Linked DNA regions of Homo sapiens: region 2 is linked to region 1. Evidence: chromatin contacts called from ENCODE Hi-C or POLR2A ChIA-PET data. All regions are on one chromosome and are shown on one strand. Each heading gives the region's core, a stretch centred on a gene start or an enhancer-like site at or near the end of the contact. The rest is flanking DNA. Distances are from core to core; before and after follow the strand shown. Region 1 holds the start of LINC01970 (long intergenic non-protein coding RNA 1970). Region 2 overlaps FOXK2 (forkhead box K2).

What was found. Hi-C counts contacts between places; a loop is a spot of excess contacts on that map. ChIA-PET counts read pairs that join two places held with the same protein, here RNA polymerase II (POLR2A). Pooled maps may share reads with other maps.
Region 2: a pooled map shows a loop between it and region 1 (3-fold over the local background). The contact joins the enhancer-like site here to the promoter of LINC01970 in region 1. A Hi-C loop is called at or near these places in 6 of 50 pooled maps. POLR2A ChIA-PET finds 5 or more read pairs at or near these places in 2 of 52 experiments (IMR-90 and activated CD4-positive, alpha-beta memory T cell).

The regions. Positions count from the first base shown.
Region 1 is chr17:82,288,524-82,294,428 of GRCh38, reverse strand. LINC01970 (long intergenic non-protein coding RNA 1970) reads left to right here and starts at 1,615. Exons shown (of 2, transcript NR_135639.1): 1 at 1,615-1,906; 2 at 2,866-4,383. RefSeq lists an enhancer at 814-923 and silencers at 1,680-1,929, 1,970-2,019.
Region 2 is chr17:82,591,264-82,596,706 of GRCh38, reverse strand. The region is part of intron 8 of FOXK2 (forkhead box K2); the gene reads right to left. Among named protein-coding and RNA genes, the nearest start is that of FOXK2-AS1, 5.6 kb to the right of the region's middle. RefSeq lists silencers at 3,307-3,507, 4,620-4,914. Within about 2 kb of position 3,671, at least 38 of the 41 ENCODE cell types and tissues checked have a DNase peak (open chromatin) inside an H3K27ac peak, as active enhancers do; they include IMR-90, where a contact is called at or near this core.

The DNA of each region.
Region 1 (5,905 bases), core at 366-2,865:
TTTGAGGTTACAGTGAGCCATGATCACGCACTGCACTCCAGCCTGGGCCATAGAGCAAGTACTGCCTTTAAAACAAATAACCTCAGCCAATGTATAATTAAGTTTGTGCACTTCATTACAAACTTAACATTAAAAAACTACAAAAATCATATGCTAGTGGTATGCACGCTGTTTTGGCGGTGATGGATACTGACATTTGCAATTTAATACTGTAACTAACATCGTTTTACTACAACAGCGTAATAATATAACGAGCACCTGCAAGCCCCCCTCCAACAGCAAAACCAGGTATTTCCAGTGACTTAGATCTACTCGTGTGCTTATCCTGTCCCAGTCCCCAGAATGTGCAGCACGTTCTTGCCTTACGAGGATTCCCCCCATGCGTATATACCTAAGTCATATGTTTTATTTATTTATTTTGAGACGGAGTCTCGCTCTGTCTCCCAGGCTGGAGTGTAGTGGTGCAACCGCGGTTCACTGCAACCTCCGCCTCCCAGGTTCAAGCGGTTTTCCTGCCTCAGCCTCCCGAGTAGCTGGGATTACAGGCGCCCATCACGACGCCCGGCCTAAGTCATCCGTTTTACAGCTTCATGTTGATCTGCCTGACGAGATGGGCTGATGCAGGGACAGGCGAGGCCGTGAGCGCGCACACAGTCGCTTTCACCGCAGAATCCAGGCGGTGCTCATCGCAAAATCATTCCGACCTTGCCAGATGTTTGACGTTCTTCATTAAACAAAAACCCCTGAGCAGAACGCCAGGGGCCTGCGCGAAGGCGGGGTCGGGGGAGCTGTTTGGGTCTTTTTTATTTTTCATCCTGGTGACCAGCAATCTGGTCCGCGGTGCCCAAGTTCTCTGCAGCCGGCCTCAGGCCTGATCCAGGCGGTGCCCCGGGCGGGGCCCACAGCCCTGAACCCGCCCCTCCCTCCCCGCAGCCCCGCAGCCCGCGCCCTCCCCTCCCCTCCCCGCCCTCTCCTCCCCTCCCCTCCCCTTCCCTCCTTCCCCCACCCTCCCCTCCCCTCCTTCCCCCACCCTCCCCTCCCTCCCCCCGTCCCCTCCCTCCCCCCGTCCCCTCTCCTTCCCGCCCTCCTCTCCGCACCCTCTCTCCTCCCCGCCCTCCCCTCCCCGCGCCCTCCCCTCCCCGCGCCCTCCACTCCCCTGCCCGCGCCCTCTCTCCTCCCCGCCCTCCCCTCCCCTTGCCCTCCTCTTCCCTCCTCTTCCCTCCTTCCCTCCTCGCAGCCCCAAAACCCGCGACCCCTCTCCGACCCCTCCCGGCGCCCTCCCCTCCCCGCACCACCGCACCTTCCCATCTCCCACCCTTCCCAACGCCCGCCTCGGCAGGGATGCGGCCCTAAGACTTGCAGGAAGCGCGGGTTCGACCCCGGCGCCCTAGCAACCCCTGCCCTCGCCGCTCTAGAGAGCGGGTCTCCTGGCCGGGCCCTCCTGGGTCTCCGTAGCCGCGATCGCCAGACGCGGCGAGCGGAAGGGCCCAGCCCCGCCCTCTCCGGGCACATGACTCGGGCCTGGCCATTCACAGTGCAGCATCGTCCAGCCTTAGTGATTGGGCCATCGGAGAGCACGTGACAACAGCTAGGCCAATTAGAGCTAGGCCAATTAGAGACCACCCGTTTCTATTTATGGTGGAGCCGGCGATCGGCGTGCGGTTGGAAGTGGTGTCCCTGAGGCACCTGCTCGCCCTTTTCCTGCGCCTCCGCAACGTCGGCTGCGAATGAGTCTCCTAAAGGACGCCCGGGAGGATCGGAAACAGCCGAGTCCCGGCGCGGGCAGTGTCCTGCGCTCCTCCCCGGGGTCTGGCCGGGGTGGGCCCGAGGCCCCCGGGCCCCCGGTTACCGCCGCGGGCGCGTCTGCGTCCTGACCCGGAGGGACCCGCGGGCCGGGCCGTACCAGGTGGCGCTGGGGTTAGGGTTGCCGCCACGGAAGCCCAGCTCTGTGGACGCCTGCAGGGCGCCCTCACCGCCCGGGACGGGGGACCCAGCCCAGCCGCAGGGGAAGGACTGGGGCTCGCGGGGACGGAGGGCGGTTAGGATTGCTGGATACAACACGGAACGCCCAATTAACGTTTTTGTTTAACGTGTTTTTTGTAGAGATGGGGTCTCGCTATGTTGCCCAGGCTGGTCTTGAACTCCTGGCCTCAAGCGATCCTCCCGCCTCGGCCTCCAGAGTAGCTGGGACTAGAGGCCTGAGACAGCACGCCCGGCTCAGTTAAGATTTTAAAACAGATTTGTTGAAATATAATGCACTTACTGTGAAATTCACTTATTGAAAGCTTATGGCTTTGCCGTATATTCGGAGATGGGCGGCCATGCTCACTATCTCATGTGACACCGTTTCTGTTGCCCCAGAAAGAAACCCCGTGCCCATGAGCGTTCACTCCCCACCCTGCCCACGGCCCAGCAAATCTGCTTCAGCCCCTATAGATTTACCTCTACCGCGTTGGGCATGTACTAAAAATTGTTTATCTGAAGTACAGATTTATCGGCATCCCATATTTTTATTTGCTAATTCTGGCCATCCTAAAGGTGGCATCGCTCGCTCTGACCAAGGAAGCCTCAAGCAGGCAGGCACGAGAGTCCATCCCTAGCCCTGCCTGGCCCCTCAGAGCCCATCCCTGGCCCTGCCTGGCTCCTCAGAGCTGTCCCTGGCAGGCTCCGGGCTCAGGTGCGCTGCCAGGAGGGGGGCAGTGAGGGCTGTTTTAGGTATAACAATCCTGGATATTTCCTGAGTATCTTGTCCGAATGGTTCCTCTTTCTGTATTTTCTAGCTTCCTCTGTATATTTAAAAATGGTCTTATTGGTGTGTTTCTTCACGACATTTCAATTTTTTGTTATCATTTCCCACAATTTCAGTGATGCAAGATGGTCCTTTCTGAGCAGAGCTCCCCTCGCTCAGTGCTCCTTTGTTTCACGTAGAAGATCTTCTTGAGGGGACTGTGTGGCCAGTGCAGCCCAGGCCTCCCCACCCTGCACCGTTCAACAGAAGAGCAGCTGACGCAGGGGGCCCTCAACATGCTCACCCAAAAGTCAGCGAGATTCTGCACCGGCCCACTAGCCTTCCAATTGTAAACTAAAAATAAAATCTTGGCCAGGCACGGTGGCTCATGCCTGTAATCCCCGCACTTTGGGAGGCAGAGGCAGGTGGATCACCCTGAGGTCAGGGGTTCGAGACCAGCCTGGCCAACATGGCAAAACCCCGTCTCTACTAAAAATACATAAAAATTAGCCAGGCGTGGTGGCACACACCTGTAATTCCAGCTACTCGGGAGGCTGAGGCAGGAAAATCGCTTGAACCTGGGAGGCAGAGGTTGCAGTGACCTGAGATCGTGCCACTGCACTCCAGCCTGGGTGACAATGAGACTCCATCTCAAAAAAAAAAAAGAAAAAAAAATCCTAAGCCCCCCAACTACTGAAAAGACCCCTCTTGGCCAAGGGGTCCCAGAGACACCTTAAAAACTGAGTTTCCAGCCAGACGTGGTGGCTCACACCTGTAATCCCAGCATTTTGGGAGGCCAAGGCGGGTGGATCACCTGAGGTCAGGAGTTCGAGACCAGCCTGGCCAACATGGCAAAACCCCGTCTCTACTAAAAATACAAAAAAATTAGCCAGGTGTGGTGGTGGATGCTTGTAATTTCAGCGACTCTGGAGGCTGAGGCAGGAAAATTGCTTGAATCTGTTTCAGTGAGCCAAGATCGTACCACTGCACTCCAGCCTGGGCAACAGAGTGAGACTCCATCTCAAAAAAAAAAGCCAAAAAACTGAGTTTCCAGCCGTGACGGGATGGTAGGTCAGAGGCACCTCATTCTACCCCCTCCCTTGTGTGGTTTAGACAGAATTGACCGGTGTTCATGTTAAAATAGAGATCATAAGACTAAGAACAGGCTCTGTGGCAATAAAATACCAAATTATAAACAGGACCTCAGGCCAGGCCTGGTGAAAGTAAGTCGTGCATCCCTGCACGTGAAGAATCAACTCTGTTCTAAAGGCCGCAGGTTTCTCTTTTTCTGTAGCAGCTAAACAAGCACTAGCCTCAAGATAAGCAGCATTGAAACAACCGCAGCTCCTCCCCCTGCCGACCCTGGCCCCACACCCCTGCTCCACCAGCCGTAACTAGAGCTTTCCTTGGACAAGAGACTCGTTTCAGTAACTTTTCCCTGATAAGAGACCCTGACCATAGACGGGTTCTGGCTGGTTTACAGAGATTGCACCCTCATGTGCCTTCATGTCCTGAAAGTACTTTTTGAGGTATACCACCTAATTGTAATACGCTTACATGCTGCCTTCACCCCAAGGTGAACATGGGTCATATGTAACATGCATGTTTATCCAGCACACGTGTCCGAATAAACATGCATGTATATTCGCAACGCCTCCTGTAACTTGTTGAGTATGTATACCTGACCAACCCATTCGGCTTACATTCCTGTCTCACCGCACCCTCCCTCCAAGTACCTGTCTCTGGCCTTAGGCTGGAGGCCACACTTCCTAGCCTGTCAGAATGGCCACCTTACAGGCTATAAGACTTTATAAGAAGTAAAGTCTCCTTTCTGAGTGTATAGATCTTGTGATTTTTAACTTAACACAATCCACAGCCGGTTTCCTTCTTTTTTATTTTTATTTATTTTTTTTGAGATGGAGTCTTGCTGTGTCCCCAAGGCTGGAGTGTAGTGGCGCGATCTCTGCTCACCACAACCTTTGTCTCCCGGGTTCAAGCGATTCTCCTGCGTCAGCTTCCTGAGCAGCTGGGATTACAGCCAGTTAATTTTTGTATTTTTAGTAGAGATGGGGTTTCACCACGTTGGCCAGGCTGGTCTCGAACTCCTGACCTCAGGTGATCCATCTGCCTTGGCCTCCCAGAGTGCTGGAATTACGGGCATGAGCCACCGCACCTGGCCCTTCTTTCTTTCTTTGGCTGGGCCTCCCGAAGAGGGTCCCAGGTGTAGAATATGGTCAGAACAGGCAAGGCTCCTCTGATTTCATCTGTTTCTTTGTTATTCAGCCATCCTTGCTGTCATTCCTCTGACTCGTAGCCAGCCCTTCCACTGCGTTTTGTGTACATGTGTTTTTTCCATCTTGAGATGGTAGATTTAAATGGCCATTGTTGTTACCACTATTAGCAAGCTAGGAACGACGGGGGAGAGCCTAACCTGCTATGGGAGCAATCAGGAACCTACAGCAACTTTTTCCTTTTTATTTTTAGATAAATGTTTTATTTTAGAATAGATCTGGGTTTCCAGATAAGATGTGAAGATAGATAGGAGGGCACTGTTGTTAACATCTGACATTAGTTTGGTGTTTGTTATGTAATTAATGAGCCAATACTGACACATTGTAATTGACTAAGGTGTGCACTTGATTCCTATTGCCTCAGTTTCACCTGCTGTCCTTTTCCTGTCCCAGGAGCCCATCCTGGACACTCAGTCCTCGGGTCTCAGGCTCCTCTCAGCTTCTCTCATGTTTGATGACCTTGGCAGTTTTGAGGAGCGCTGGCCAGGTGTGTCGGAGGGTGTCCCTCTGTGGGGATTGGTCTGATATCTTTCTCCTGGTTAGACAGGGGATATGGGTTTTGGGAGGAAGACCGCAGGGTTGAAGTCCCGTCCTCATCGCAGCCTACCAAGGGTGTATGGTCTCCACCTGCCGGGTCACAGGTGGGGCTGGCCTGGGTTACCTGGCCAATGCGGAGCCTGTCAGGTTTCTCCACCACGAAGTCCCCCTTTCCACATGGTGCCCTTGGTGGGGAAGTCAGTATTTGCAGCACCCAAGGAAGGTGTGGGGGTTAGGCTCCCCTCCTTAGGGGCAGAGTGTCTACACAAACTACTTGGAATTCCTTTGTGATTCATCTCTCCTCCCCACTTATTTATTTACTCAGTCATTTCCTTATATCGGTACGGAC
Region 2 (5,443 bases), core at 2,422-4,921, 300 kb before region 1:
TGGTGTAGGAATCCTACAGTTCACGCGGAAATGCCAAGGACCTAGAATGGCTGAAGCGATTTTTAAAAAGAACAAAGTTGGAGGAGCGACACCTCCTTAGTGGGAGACTTGATGAGGCTGCAGGAGCTGGGCAGGGAGCCCTGCCACACAGACTGCCCGCAGAAAGTGCGTCTGGAAACAGTCCCCACGTGTGCGCGGTCCCGGGGCGTGACGAGGGCACCAGGGCAACCGGTGGGGCAGGCACGTCCTGACGCCACCTCTGAGGCTCCCCCTACACCAAGCTCTGAGGCTCCCCCTACACCAAGCTCTGAGGCTCCCCCTACACCAAGCTCTGAGGGTCCCCCTACACCAAGCATGGAAAACACAGCAGGAACGATGAGAAGGGAACAAGCAGCCACCAAGAATCTGGGCAAGGAACGTGTTCCAGAATTAAGGCGTCAGCGAACAACTGCCCTAGTAACGTGAAAGAAAAAGAAGAAGGGACTCAGGCTACTGAAGGCGAAGCAGGAACTGACCTGCAGTTGGTGTGAGCTGGGCAAACCCCGTGACCACCTCAGATGCTCCTCCCTGCAATCGCGGTCGCAGTCTGTGGCCGCAGGTGTGGCCTCAACCGACTCTAATGTGTCTACAAAAAATGTGCAGACAGCCGGGGCCACTGCGGTAGGCCAGAGATGCACAGACGCGCAGTGTGACTCTGGTTTCCAGTGGCCTTTCTCCTACGCTGACTCGGAACAGCATCCACGCTGTAGGTGTCTCTGGACAACCTTCCACCTGTCGTTTCTCATCCCAGGTTCCGGGCTGCCGGAAAAGGCTTTGCTCTTGTCTCCAGAAGCACCTGCTGGTCTGTCTGGATGGGGCCTGCTGTGTCAACTGAGGCAACTCCAGTCTGAGCTGGCACATGGGGGCCTTCTGAGGCCAAGGGGCCCTGGGGAGAGGAGTGGGAAAGGACCCCAAGTCACAGGAGCCAGGTGCACTTTTAGGGCCCAGGGAATAGTGACACAGGCTTAATAACAGGGACCGACCCCACTGTTAGAGCTTTCAACGAAGAAAAACCGTGACCACATGTATAGCACTCTGTCCTCTCCAGTTCAAACACAAGGAGAAGGCTGGGCGCGGTGGCTCACACCTGTAGTCCCAGCATTTGGGGAGGCAGAGGCGAGAGAATCACTTGAACCTAGGAGTTTGAGACCAGCCTGAGCAGCACGGTAAGACCCCATCTCTACAAAAGAAAAAAAATATTAGCTGGACATGTTTGTACGTGCCTGTAGTCCTGGCTACTCAGGAGGCTGAGGCAGGAGAATCACTTGAGCCCACGAGTTCAAGGCTGCACTGAGCTGTGATCACGCCACTGCACTCCAGTCTGAGTGACAGACCCTTTCTCAAAAAACAAGACAAAAGCCGTAGAACCTGAAAACCAGGCAAGACAGGCCACTTACCTTGTGACACCTCCACTATTACCTGTCACAAGGAAAGGACGACCTAATGGGAATCTGTTTACAGAGCTGTACAAAGTCTTAGAGAAACAAGCAAATTACCCCTGCCCCACGGCACACCAAACCCTGCTGCATCCCACGTTGCCCCCATGGTTAGAACTTGCCTATCCACAAAATGCTGTCAAAGACAATGTATGCCGGCTTGCGTTTCTATTCCTCCATTTACTTACTATGTGGAGAGGGTCTCACCCTGTCTCCCAGGATGGAGTGCAGTGGGGCGATCACGGTTCACTGCAGCCTCAACCTCCCTGGCTCAAACGATCTCCCTGCCTTAGCCTCTTGGTGGCTGGGACTACAGGTGCTGCCGCCACAGCCACTTTTGTGATTTTTTGTAGACACAGAGATTCACCATGTTGTCCAGGCTGGTCTTGAACTCCTGGGCACAAGCAGTCTGCCCACCCTGGTCTTCCAAAGTGCTGGGATTGCAGGCGTGAGCCACGGCGCCCAGCTGTTCCTACTCCTTTAGGGAAAGAACTAAGTTCCTCTGCGAGTCCATCTACAGAGACGGGCTCCGCTGCTGCCTACTCCAATCTGCAGACACTCACAAGGGGACGTTCCCCACCCTGAGGGTCCTCACTGATTCAGAGGGCGGCTTTTGGAAAGATGACTGCGGAGATGCATTCACATTTTTGGCCTTCCATGCACACTAATCCTCCCCACATAAATTCCAATATTTTCAAACTGAAGTGTCTGGAGCATTTTTTTTTTTTTTTTTTTTGAGACAGTCTCGCTCTGTCGCCCAGGCGGGAGTGCAGTGGCGCGATCTCAGCTCACTGCAAGCTCCACCTCCCGGGTTCATGCCATTCTCCTGCCTCAGCCTCCCGAATAGCTGGGACTACAGGCGCCCGCCACCATGTCCAGCTAATTTTTTGTATTTTTGGTGGAGACAGGGTTTCACCGTGTTAGCCAGGATGGTCTCAATCTCCTGACCTCGTGATCCGCCCGCCTCGGCCTCCCAAAGTGCTGGGATGACAGGTGTGAGCCGCCGTGCCCGGCCTGTCTAGAGCATTTCTTAGCGGCCAACTTTTACTCCACAGGCAACCTACGTCATAACACTTGACAACACCCCAGTTGTGGGCTGTGTGGGTACTACACGCAGCAAGCCCCTCCGAGACCTCCAGGAAGCATCAGAAGACCCTATACTGTGGACAGAGACGCCGGAGCAGCTCAGACACGAGAGCAGCTGCTCCACTGCCACCGCCACAGCGATGATGGGTGCGGCTCCCGCAGAACACAGGCCCCGACCCGAGGCCTCGCACCTCCTCGTCCGCGTGGCCTGATCCCGCTGCTCTGGGGCTGTCAATCCAGTGGCGGCAGCTGCTGCTCTGCCTGGAAAGGCTCCGCTTTGAGGCTGGGTGTGAAAGACGTCCAGGGACCCTCAGACGTCACTGCCGTTTTACATGCTCACAACGCAACACCCATCGTCACTGTGGGACCAGCTAGGGATACCCACATCATCAAATCCTCACCCCAAATCTGGCTGCCAGATCCCCACCGAGGCACGCGTGAGCACCTGGCGGCCACAAGGGACCCGCAGCCTCAGCCCGGCTCCCCTGTGTCCTGCTCTGTGCCGATGCACTGCTCCCTCTGCAAGGGTCCTTGTGAGGGACATGGGACCGTAATTCCTCTGTGGGGCCGGGAGCCAGAAGGCTCGGAAGGCCCACACTCTCCCAGGTATGTGGCCTGCAGGCGTGGGGCTATAGCCGTCCAGCCAGCTGATCCTGGCACAGGCACCCGCACAGCACGCGGTGAACAGGGCTGGGCTCCGCCAGGGGGGCGCGGGGCTTCATCTACCTTCCTCTGTGCCTATCGCTCTCCTTTCCTTCCTTCCTCTTTCCCTCCCTCCCTCCCTCCCTCCTTCCTTCCTTCCAGAAACTGCTGCGTACCCTTTCAGAATAAGAGCCTGTGCCCGGTACAGGGAGACCTTCACAGGGTCTGCTTTCAGAATAAGAGCCTCTGCCTGGCACAGGGAGACCTTCACTGGGTCTGCTTTCAGAATAAGAGCCTCTGCCTGGCACAGGGAGACCTTCACTGGGTCTGCTTTCAGAATAAGAGCCTGTGCCCGGTGCAGGGAGACCTTCACGGGGTCTGCTTTCAGAATAAGAGCCTGTGCCCGGCGCAGGGAGACCTTCACTGGGTCTTTCAGAATAAGAGCCTGTGCCCGGTACAGGAAGACCTTCACGGGGTCTGCTTTCAGAATAAGAGCCTCTGCCCGGTACAGGGAGACCTTCACTGGGTCTGCTTTCAGAATAAGAGCCTGTGCCCGGCGCAGGGAGACCTTCACAGGGTCTACTTTCAGAATAAGAGCCTGTGCCCGGCACAGGGAGACCTTCACGGGGTCTGCTTTCAGAATAAGAGCCTGTGCCTGGCACAGGGAGACCTTCACAGGGTCTCCCTCTGCCAGCGCGAACTGGGCATTTCACTCTCACTGCGAAGCGTGCGCCCTCACACCAGGCGCCACAGCTGAGATGCAGAGAACCCCAGCCAGCTTGAGGAGATGCCCCAGGAAACACTGGAGTCAACAAATGATATTTGAGGACCACGTAACTGCTACACAAGGAAGAAGAGCAGAGTTAGGCAGGAGGGAGCAAACGATCAAGGCAGGAACAATGTTAACGAAAGAAGCGAAAGGCAGGGCCTGAGGAGAATGTCGCAGGGTGAAGCAGCAGCAAAGCCCAGGCTTCCCAGCAGGGCTGGTCAGGCAGGCCTGTCCAGACAGGGAGTGGCCCCGTGAAGGGCCTCATGAGGTTCCTCCACTGTGAGGCTTGAGCTGTGGCAACACCTTCCACTGACAGTGATCTGTGAACCCTTAAGAAGGTGACAGAAAGAAAACAAGAGGACACACATGTGAGCCCCATGAAGGACCAGGACAGTAGAGAGGCCGGAGGAGTCAATATGTGAGCCAAGAGATGCTCCAGGACCGCAGCTCAGCCCAGGAGCACACTGAGCAGGCGAGGCCCTGGCCAAACACAGCTCAGCCCCGAACTCCCAAATCAAAACGACAACACTGGCTGGGTATGCTGGCTCGTACCTGTAATCCCAGCACTTTGGGAGGCCAAGGCTAGAGGATCACCAGAGTCCAGGAGTTTGAAACCAGCCTGGGCAACATAGTGAGACCCTGTCTCTACAAAAAATACAAAAACTTAGCTGGATGTGGTGCTGCACACCTGTAGTCCCAGCTACTTGGGAGGCTGAGGCAGGAGGATGGCTTGAGACCAGTAGGTCGGGGCTGCAGTGAGTTGAGATCTCGGCACTGCACTCCAGCCTGGGTGACAGAGCAAGACAGTATCTCAAAACAACAGCAGCAAAGATGAAGTCATTGACAAAAACACAACCACAGTTGTGCCAGTAAACCAGAAACAGCGCCTGCAGCCCAGAGACAGGAGATGAGCTTTGGAAACAGGAAGCAGAAGGGCCTGTGGTGTGGACGGCGGCACCCGCAGCCCTGAGGCAGGGGTCTCCCAAAGCGAGCTCTGAGGGTGCTTGTACACAGCACGTGTGATGGGAGGAAGTGAATATGCAAGAGCTTGGGCGCCTGGACTCTTCCCACATCTCCCTGCCAGGGAGACTTGGGAGCGTTTCCAGAAAATGCCAGGCTTTCCTTTCCATGTACTCAAAAAGGGGAGGCCTCAAGCCCTCCCCACACTCTGGAACAAGCTTGGAGCAGTTTCTTGGTGCCAGGCACATTTCTGGGGCTTCCCTTCCTGTAAGAGGAAGCCTCCCGGCTTCCATCTCCTCCAGGCCTTCTCCATGGGGCGGCAGCATGATGCACCCCAGCTCTGCACAGGGTTTGGGGCCCTGGAGCAGAGCAGGGGACACAGGAGCATTGGCAGGTGGGCAGGGTGTGGACAACGGCGACAACGGGACCAGGGGCCACCCTGGTGAACCTGACAGGCCAGGGATGGGCTCGCCTGTGTTTGAATGAGGCCTCCATGGAGACCCCTATGGAA